Regions from separate parts of the Mus musculus genome. Here all the other regions are linked to region 2. The links are chromatin contacts, found by Hi-C or POLR2A ChIA-PET in ENCODE. All regions are on one chromosome and are shown on one strand. Each heading gives the region's core, a stretch centred on a gene start or an enhancer-like site at or near the end of the contact. The rest is flanking DNA. Distances are from core to core; before and after follow the strand shown. Region 1 overlaps Homer1 (homer scaffolding protein 1). Region 2 holds the start of Homer1 (homer scaffolding protein 1). Region 3 holds the start of Tent2 (terminal nucleotidyltransferase 2).

What was found. A loop is a pair of places that touch in the nucleus more often than their neighbours do. ChIA-PET counts read pairs that join two places held with the same protein, here RNA polymerase II (POLR2A).
Region 1: a map of gastrocnemius shows a loop between it and region 2 (11-fold over the local background). The contact joins the enhancer-like site here to the promoter of Homer1 in region 2. A Hi-C loop is called at or near these places in 7 of 37 maps with a recorded cell type or tissue (gastrocnemius, heart and left cerebral cortex).
Region 3: a map of left cerebral cortex shows a loop between it and region 2 (5-fold over the local background). The contact joins the promoter of Tent2 here to the promoter of Homer1 in region 2. A Hi-C loop is called at or near these places in 14 of 37 maps with a recorded cell type or tissue (T-helper 1 cell, heart, left cerebral cortex and 1 more). POLR2A ChIA-PET finds 5 or more read pairs at or near these places in 4 of 5 experiments (Patski and embryonic stem cell).

Annotation. Positions count from the first base shown.
Region 1 is chr13:93,398,345-93,401,057 of GRCm38, forward strand. The region is part of intron 9 of Homer1 (homer scaffolding protein 1); the gene reads left to right. Among named protein-coding and RNA genes, the nearest start is that of Gm6109, 49 kb to the right of the region's middle. Within about 2 kb of position 1,423, at least 3 of the 3 ENCODE cell types and tissues checked have a DNase peak (open chromatin) inside an H3K27ac peak, as active enhancers do; they include gastrocnemius, heart and left cerebral cortex, where a contact is called at or near this core.
Region 2 is chr13:93,302,334-93,305,129 of GRCm38, forward strand. It overlaps Homer1 (homer scaffolding protein 1), which reads left to right and starts at 1,424. Exons shown (of 10, transcript NM_147176.4): 1 at 1,424-2,796.
Region 3 is chr13:93,191,107-93,194,082 of GRCm38, forward strand. Tent2 (terminal nucleotidyltransferase 2) reads right to left here and starts at 1,311. Exons shown (of 15, transcript NM_133905.3): 1 at 988-1,311.

The sequences.
Region 1 (2,713 bases), core at 173-2,672, 96 kb after region 2:
TCGAAGGCCAGAAGAAAGCATTGAATATTCTGGAACTGGAGTTACCTACTCTGTCAGCTGCCATGTGTGTGCTAGGAACTAAACCCACGTCCTCTGGAAGAGCAGCCAAGTGTTCCTAACCCCTTGAGCCATCTGGCCAACCTTGTGTCCCTAGTTTTGGGTGCACAATTCAAGCTCCTTTTTGAATAATTTTATATAAACTTTAATTCAACATGGAATATTATATTAAGAATTTTTTCTGCTTCATAGTTGGTTTCAAGAATTTTTTTCGTTTTACTGAGTTTTTAGTATTTTCTATTGATTGTGCTTATAAATGAGTCCTGTATCTTTGCATTTTTGTGGACAGAATGACAGTTTAAGGTGATTTATAAACTCATAGTTCAAAACACCCTCTTCCGAGGAGCAGTAGGAGATAGGTTGTGTGTGTTTCACTGTTTTAATTTTCCTTTATATAACAAGAGCTTAACTTTTTGTCTTGTTTCGTTTGCCCTTCGTTGTTCCTAGAGACTCCTTGTCTTTTATTCTCTTCTGAAGAGGCTTTGCAAGACTGCCTCACAAGTTTCATGGGGTTATCCCTCAAATGCAGATCTGTTCTGTCCAGCCCAGCTCTTGTTTTAGGGTTAGGCAGTCGCAGAGGTCTTTCTCTGTGCCAGCCCCACACTCTCTCTGTGACCCAGAAACAGACCTGCAGACACTGTTACAATCTCTGATGCTTGTGGTGTTCTCTGTCTTCAGTAAAGTTGAAGTCCTGACATTTGCACAACTTTATTCTCAGTGCATGTTCCTGTGGTTTGTGGAGGATAGCTGGCAGATGTCAGTGTACAAACACTTACTACTTTGTCCACTCAGAAACAGCTTCTACTTTTTTATTGCCAATATCTTCTTTCTAGACATCATTAAGTAAAGACCATTTTACTCATGCTGAATAACTTATCCCTAGTGTCTACTGCATCTGCCCAACAACTAATTGTTAGATAACGTCTTCAAAATACATACATTTCTTTTACTGCTGTGTAGATATGAGTTATTGACGCTTCTCTTGTCGATTGAAATATCCTGATATGTGTAAATGTTCATAGTCTATTATAAGATATATCTTAAGTGCATACTTGATATCTTAAGTATAATCTGCGAGGCAGATGTCAAGACAATTTTTGTATGGCTTTTATTTAGATTGAATGGTGTAGGATTTAAATGTAGTGAAAATTAGTATAGCCGGTCCCATTGGCTATAGTTTTAATATGTAATTTAAAAAAAAAATCTATTTTGAGTCTCTTAACAAAGGAATTTGAGATTCTGTTCTATTATTTTTTTTCATGTGCAGCATGAAATTGGTGGCCCTCGTGTGCCTTAAAGATGAGGAAATTAACTGACAAAAGCAATGGTAGAAGGCAAGCCCGGGGAGAGCAGCAAAGGCCAGAAGGAGACTGGCGAGTGCTGGCTGTCACTTCAGTCACACTACTTGGCCCCTACTCTCTAGGTTATCTATTCTTACCTAGAACATATTCTCCCCATCTAAAAATAGGTCACAGCCATCTGTATAGTGTGAGTGCTGCTATGTTACCTAACTAGTACATTTCCTACAGAGGCCTGTCTTGGAGTAGGACATTCATCTAAAGAGTATAGTGCGGCTTTAAACAACTGAAGAAATAGTGTTTTGTGAGGTTCCATTTAAAATGTTTGGATGTTACATTGGGTGGAGAAGAGAACAAGGGGCCTTTCATTTCTAAGGGACGCTGTAGAGGGCAAACTGGGCAGTGGCTGTGAGCTGGACATGATGAGGAGTGACGTTCAGTCTATTTCTGTAGCTGGAAACATTCAATCCTTAAGCTTGTTGAAATGCAAAAGAACACTCTGCAGTCATGAGTGCAATTTTCACATTTGATCACAGGACTTCTTCCTCTCTAATAGTTTACAGCCTCTATGGATTTAGCTTCTAAATTTATTACTATTAATTTCAAATTTTTTATTAGATGTCTTCACTTTGCAGATTATTCGAAGATTGATTAAAAACATGCAAGACTAACGTTGAAGTGGCTAACATCAAGTAGCAAACACTTTGAGATTGTACTGGGCTGTTAGACTCTTAAGTTATAAACTGTAGCTGTGCTGTTTCCCTCTTGATTCTTCTACACATTGGAGCTCATCTAAGCATGCTATAATGTCAGATCACATGGTTATGATGAGGATTATCAATTGTTACTTTTCTTTTTTTTTTTTTTTGGTTTTTTGAGACAGGGTTTCTCTGTATAGCCCTGGCTGTCCTGGAACTCACTCTGTAGACCAGGCTGGCCTCGAACTCAGGCTGCCTCTGCCTCCTGAGTGCTGGTATTAAAGGCGTGCGCCACCACTGCCCGGCCAATTGTTACTTTATTTAATGTTTTCAAATCAGTTTACCCAAATCTTTTTCTCAAGACTTCAATGTTTTAATTACATTTATATATTTATTATGTGTTTGCCACAGTGGATTGTAAATTTCCACTATGTGTGTATGGTGTATGTGTATGTGAGTGAATGAGTCAAGGTCTCACTATGTAGCTATGGGTGTCCTGAAACTCACTCTGTAGACCAGGCTAACCTTGGTCTCACAGAGATCTATCTGCCTCTGCTTCCCTAGTACTGGTGTGCAATACTATACCCAGGTTGTGAGTTTTGGAAACAAGAATCTTTATCTGGTGAGCATCTTGCTGGCTCTAAACGCTTCCATTTTTGA
Region 2 (2,796 bases), core at 174-2,673:
ATGTATTAAAAACCACATATAGCAGGCAAGCAAGGGACATTCTTGTAACTGCATTGCTTAGGAGGGATTAGGGAAGAGAGCCCAGGTGTTCAAGATCTTAATCAAACAAGGCAAAACAAAACCCACCACTCCTGGCATGATCTATAGAATTTTAGCTGACTTTCTTTTGAACTGCATTGGCATTGATGTACTATTCTTCTAAGGACAATTTAATGATTTTGTAATAATATCATGTCCTGGATTTCTCGGGTCACTTCAGGTTTTGAATGAAGTGAGTTTCATGTTTCATGTCAAATGAGTTTAGTTTGTAAAATGTGGTCACTGACTCTTTGGAGTAACTGAAGTACTAATGGCCTTTAGCAGGGTGCAGCACTTCTATTTCTGAACCACAATTGTCAAGTTAAATGGAATAAAAGCAAAACTCATTCTGTGAGTCTAACCAATAAAAGGCCCTTAACAACACAGGGCCATTTTAAAACTTCATGACTTTAAAAACACAATTTCACATATGCAGCTATAAATTTATAGACGGCTAGTCATCCTTGCCACATTAAAAAAAATGAAAATATACTCGAGAGCTATTGTGCTTACAAGATTCAAAATAATCAGGAACCCAAACGTATGTTTGTGTTAATAAAGTAGGACTTTGTTTCCAGACTGTAATTCATATCCTTGGTAAGTCAGACCTAAGGTGATTCGTTGGCACTTGCGATGCTGTAGAAGGGTAATTATCTGAGGGAACTAAGTTTACTTTAATGAATTTGACTCATTATGCCTTGCAGAACCATGGCTATGCAGCGAACTGCAACATTTAGAACATTTGGAAATCTCATTCTGCTTTAATTACTATCCTTTGTAACAAGAGGTTTGCTCCTAACTCTACTCTTTTTTTTTTTTTTTTTTTTTTTTTTTAAGTTAAAACGCACGCCTTTAGGAGGGGAGAAAGCTTAAAAGTTGACTATGTTCAGAATGGTATTTAGGATTCCTAAAATTAACGGTGGTTTTCCCCGAGTCTACCAGCAGTGATCACTCTCCCTCCCACGATTCCCTGCAGGTTGGGATGTGAACAGCCCGGGGATGCTGCTGCAAACCCAGTGGGAGAGGGAGACAGGACTTTACCGGCGACACTTCGGCACTGTTGCTATGAGTGATTCATTCGCATATGGCACATTTGTGCCAAGGAAACCTCCTCCCGCCGCTTCCTTCTCCGAGCTCTCCTCAGACTGTCTCCGGCGCCTTGGCCTTTAAGGAGAAGCGAGAGAACCGGGAGCAGGTGGGCCCGGAGCAGCTCGCTCAGCCCGCCTCCCCCAGCTCTTTCCCTAATTTAGCAGTACTTCCGGCCGCGTGACATCATCCCCCGCACAAGCTGACGTGAGCGGAGGGTGACGTATGTGCGGAGAGGAGCGCGCTGACGTTGCTATTTAAAGGTCCTTCTGCGGGGAGGATGGAGACACAGCGCGAGCACCCGGCGTGCGGAGCGGACGAGGCCGTGGCGGCCCAGAGCCAGCGCAGGAGCCGAGCGCACTGCCCGTCCGCCGCCGGCCGCTAGGGGAGGGGAAGGAAAAAGGGACGGACCGACGGACCGGCCAGCTCATCCCCTCCGGTGTTGTTCCTCAGCGCCCCGGTCCGAGCCCGGGCCCCGCCTCCGCCGCGCCCCACCTCCTCCGCCGGCCTGCGGCGGCGGCAGCGCTCCGCCCCTCGAGCCGGGAGGGCCGCGCTCTCCGCCCCGCCCCGCCCCGCCCCGCCCCCTCTCCTGCTCCGCTGCCGTGCTCGTCTCACGCCGGCGGCGCGGACCGGGAAGCGGCGCCCTCGGCTGCGCTCGGTTCGGAGCCCGCTCCGTGGAGTCAGAGGCAGCGACGGGCGCCAGGCCGCCCGGGCCGACGGAGTCAGCCGCTGAGGGGAGTGTAAGGAGGCAGCGGCAGCCCCGGGAATGTGAGGCGGCGCGGAGCGGGAGAGACGAGCCGGGGTGGGGGCACGAGCCGCGGCTGCCGTGCCTCGGACGAGCCGCCAGCCTCTCGCCTCAGCGCGCGGCCGCCGGGAGCTTGGGGGCTGGGTGCAGGGGACCGCGCGGGGTTGGGTTCTCTGATTCATTCATTCTCCGCCGTCGGGAGCCCGAGGCCGCGGGTGCTGCGAGGAGAGGCGGGAAGAGGGGGCGGCCGCGAGCGGGGCTCCATTGTGCTCGGCGGGGGCCGGGAAGCCAAAGGAGGTGGGCTCGGGCCCCTGCGCTGCTCCCCGGCGGCTGCGCCCCCAGCTAGCTGCCAGCCTGGAAATGGCTCCGCTGCTGCTCCTCGGGAAAACGAATCGATCCTTCCCAGCCTTCTCTGCCTGCTCTCCACCTCCTCTCTGCTCCGAGTCTTAGGAGGACGAACATTCAAAGGACAGATTCCAATGTGGTGTGCCGTGCACATCGGGAGCGGCTGGGGTTTGCACTTCGAGATTTCTTCTATATAATTTTTTTTTTTAAACGTAAGGGAGGCAGTAGCATTGCTGCCTGTAGGATTTTTATTCAAGTGCACGTCGCGTTGGGTTGCACGCTCCACCCCCAGGGACCTGGTGTGGTGAAATTTGAACCCACCGCCTTAGCCCAAAAAGGCCGAGTAACCTGGCTGCCTGAGTGTCGTGGAAGACGTGAGCGAAATGACCAGCGAACTCATTTTTTATCAGACTTGCTGAAGCTGGCTTTTGCGTTTTTTCTACACGTACGCTTAATTTTGTGGAATAGTTAAGTGCTATATTCTCCGCGCAACCTTTTCAAATTCCAAATGTTTGAACATTTTGGTGTCAGCGCGAGTGAAA
Region 3 (2,976 bases), core at 61-2,560, 110 kb before region 2:
TTCCTGAGAAAGTAGCAATTTCCTACAAGAACTGCATGGCTTAATCAAGTTATGTGTGCACTCTAAGTGTCTTGGATCAGTTCTTTGTTCTACAACACAAGTGTAACTCCCAGATCCTGCTCAGCATGCACTGTCAAAACCACCTTCAGGCTCTGAACAGAGCATTCTTTTTATTAAAAATTAAATTCCATCTAAGAGTTTCACAGAGTCTGTGTATTTCTCGAACACATACAATTGGGGCAATTCACACCAACCAGTGTTTCTATTACAGGTTACTAATCAGTACAGATTAACCGTGTTAATAGCTGTTAACACAGCAAAGCCCTATAGTACTAAACTATGTACTATGATGGTAGTGTGACTTCACAAAAACCATACGCTAAACACGTTAAATTTCCAATCCTGTTTGACCTGCACAATTTTTCCTCTTCCTCTTATCAACAAACTAATTACTTTAAACAACGCTCAAATAGGGCAAAACAAGAAACTTAAATCACAGATACCAGGAAACACATTGCCCCTTGTGTTCTTAAGCAGTTAAAGAAAGGAGAGCCCAACCACAAATATGACTAGGAAAAGTGAATTCGACCATCAGCCAGTCCTGACCTGACTGAGATGACTCCATGCTGTTTAATTGTCTCAGAGATAAATGCCTTCCACAAGAGTTCGTTAATTTAGACATTTACCTTGGGTCTCCACTGCCTTTTGGAACTCCAAGAGGGAGTATCAAGACAGTCTTACTCTTTCGGTCTAGGGAGTGAGGAGAGGGCGGGAGGCGACATGAGAACTAGCGAGAAGACAGATCAGAGAAAGGCCAACATTCTTCCCAAAGTCCGGCGGCCTGGGAACGCCCCTAATCCAGGGAGCTCCGGGGGAGCGCCAGGCTCTCCCGCGCAAAACACAGCGCCAGTCTCAGCCAAGTTTCACGCGCCCGGCCGGGGACCGGGGCCTGCACTCGTGCATCCCCACCGAAGCCCTGAAACTCACCGGCGTCCACGCCGAAGGGCCGAGCGGGGCCCAGCGGCACTGCCCGCCAACACGCTCCCAGGCCGGAGCTGCCGCCCGAGCAGGCAGAGGTAGGAGCAGCCAGCGGCCCGGCGCAGCGAGGCCCAGCTCGGGCGGGCAGGGCGGCGGAGAGTCACGAGCCTAAGGCCAGGCCCGCGCGGCCGTGGAAGGCTGGGGGTGGCGACAACAAAAAGAAAGGGGGGTGGGGGAGGAAAAAAAAAAAAAGGCGGAAGACTAAAAAGTCGCCGAAAAGGCGGCGTAGACAACCCTGTCACAGGACCCGGAAGATCAACGTGACCCCGGAAAGGAATCATCAGCGGGAGCGAAAGGTCAGACTTCCGGCAGCCGACACTGGAGAGCGCGTTTGCTGAGCTGCGCAGGCGCACAGCCCCACCCTGGTCCAGCCAGGGAGTCTGCGGCGGCTGCTGAGATGGTGGCGAGGGAAGGTACAGCCCGGCCCTTCCGCAGGGCAGTAGGCCACCCCGCTCCGCTGGCGCCGCCTCCTAAGTTACGTGCCGCTGGCCATTTCCAGGAGGCCTGTTCTGTCCATGGAGGGCCTTCCAGGAGATATCCAAAACCAACCTTCCCATTGCTGGAAAGATCAGTATGAAATCGTGGGTGATGTTCTCCTCAACAACAAACAAACAAAAACAGTTTCTTGGAGACAAAATCATGCCTCTAAGGCCCCCAAAACCACCCACACATTACCCTGCCCTAGCTCGCACTCACTTGTCTAACAAATACCCACCATTGTTTCTCATTGAGAGAACTTTAGTATCTGGTGAAACTGTCTAAACTGCTTGATTTATTGATGAATATCTGTAAACAATAGCCCTGTTTTGTCCCCGTAGAATCTGACCGTTCCCAATCCCGAAAGTAATGATTTGTTTACTGCTTTTTGGTTTTCTTGTTATTTATTCTGGGTTTTTTTCCCCCATTGTTTTTAGTTTGGTTGTTTTTTTGTTTTTGTTTTGTTTTTGTTTTGTCGGGACAGGGTTTCTCTGTATAGCCCTGGCTGTCCTGGAACTCACTTTGTAGACCAGGCTGGCCTCGAACTCAATAGTTATTCAATTTTTAATTTTTCTACCTTAATTCACAAACTGAGGTCATTTCTGTGATAATACTTAGAGTCGTTTGATAACTTACTATATGAATAATAACTTAACTGAATCCCACTTATTTCGATAAAGAGTTTTCGTTTCACTTGACTTGCAAAGTCTTTATAAATTATATTTGAATCATTTAAATAATTTTTTAAAAAACTTGTCACGTGCTTCCGAGTATCATCTGATGTGGTAAATGTTAATTGTGCTTTGGTAATAAAGTATGTTCAGTTATTGTGTAGAGTATTTTATAAATGTCAGTTAAGTTGATCTTCAACATGGCTCTGGTTTCCTGTCTTGCTTGTCTTTTCGGGCATAAAAAGGGCATATAAGAAGGCTAGGGCCAAGACAGGTGTGGTGGTGCACGCCTTTAATCCCAGCACTTGGGAGGCAGAGGCAGGCGGATTTCTGAGTTCAAGGCCAGCCTGGGCTACAGAGTGAGTTCCAGGACAGCCAGGGCTACACAGAGAAACCTTATCTCGAAAAACCTAAAACAAACAAACAAAAATGTCAGCCTATCATGTATGAGTCTCTGGGTTCAATACCCAGCACTGAAAAAGTACTGAAATATGGCTATAATTATGGCTCATTCTCTATTTCTTTTCTGTCTGTCAGCTGCTACTGCCCTTATTTATCACCCGCCAGAGAAAGTTTTTATTGTTATGGAAAGATCTACATTGTAAACTGACCTACTTTTTGCTGTTATTATTACTCTGAAGTACGTTCTTTCTGAGCATAATGCAGGTATTCCAGCTTTATGGTGGATAGTATTCATGTGCATTTTAAAAGGGAGACTGTATTTATGAATTTTCTCCTCACTCTAACCAAAATATCTGATAGAAAGGTTTCAGTTGGCTCATGGCTTCAG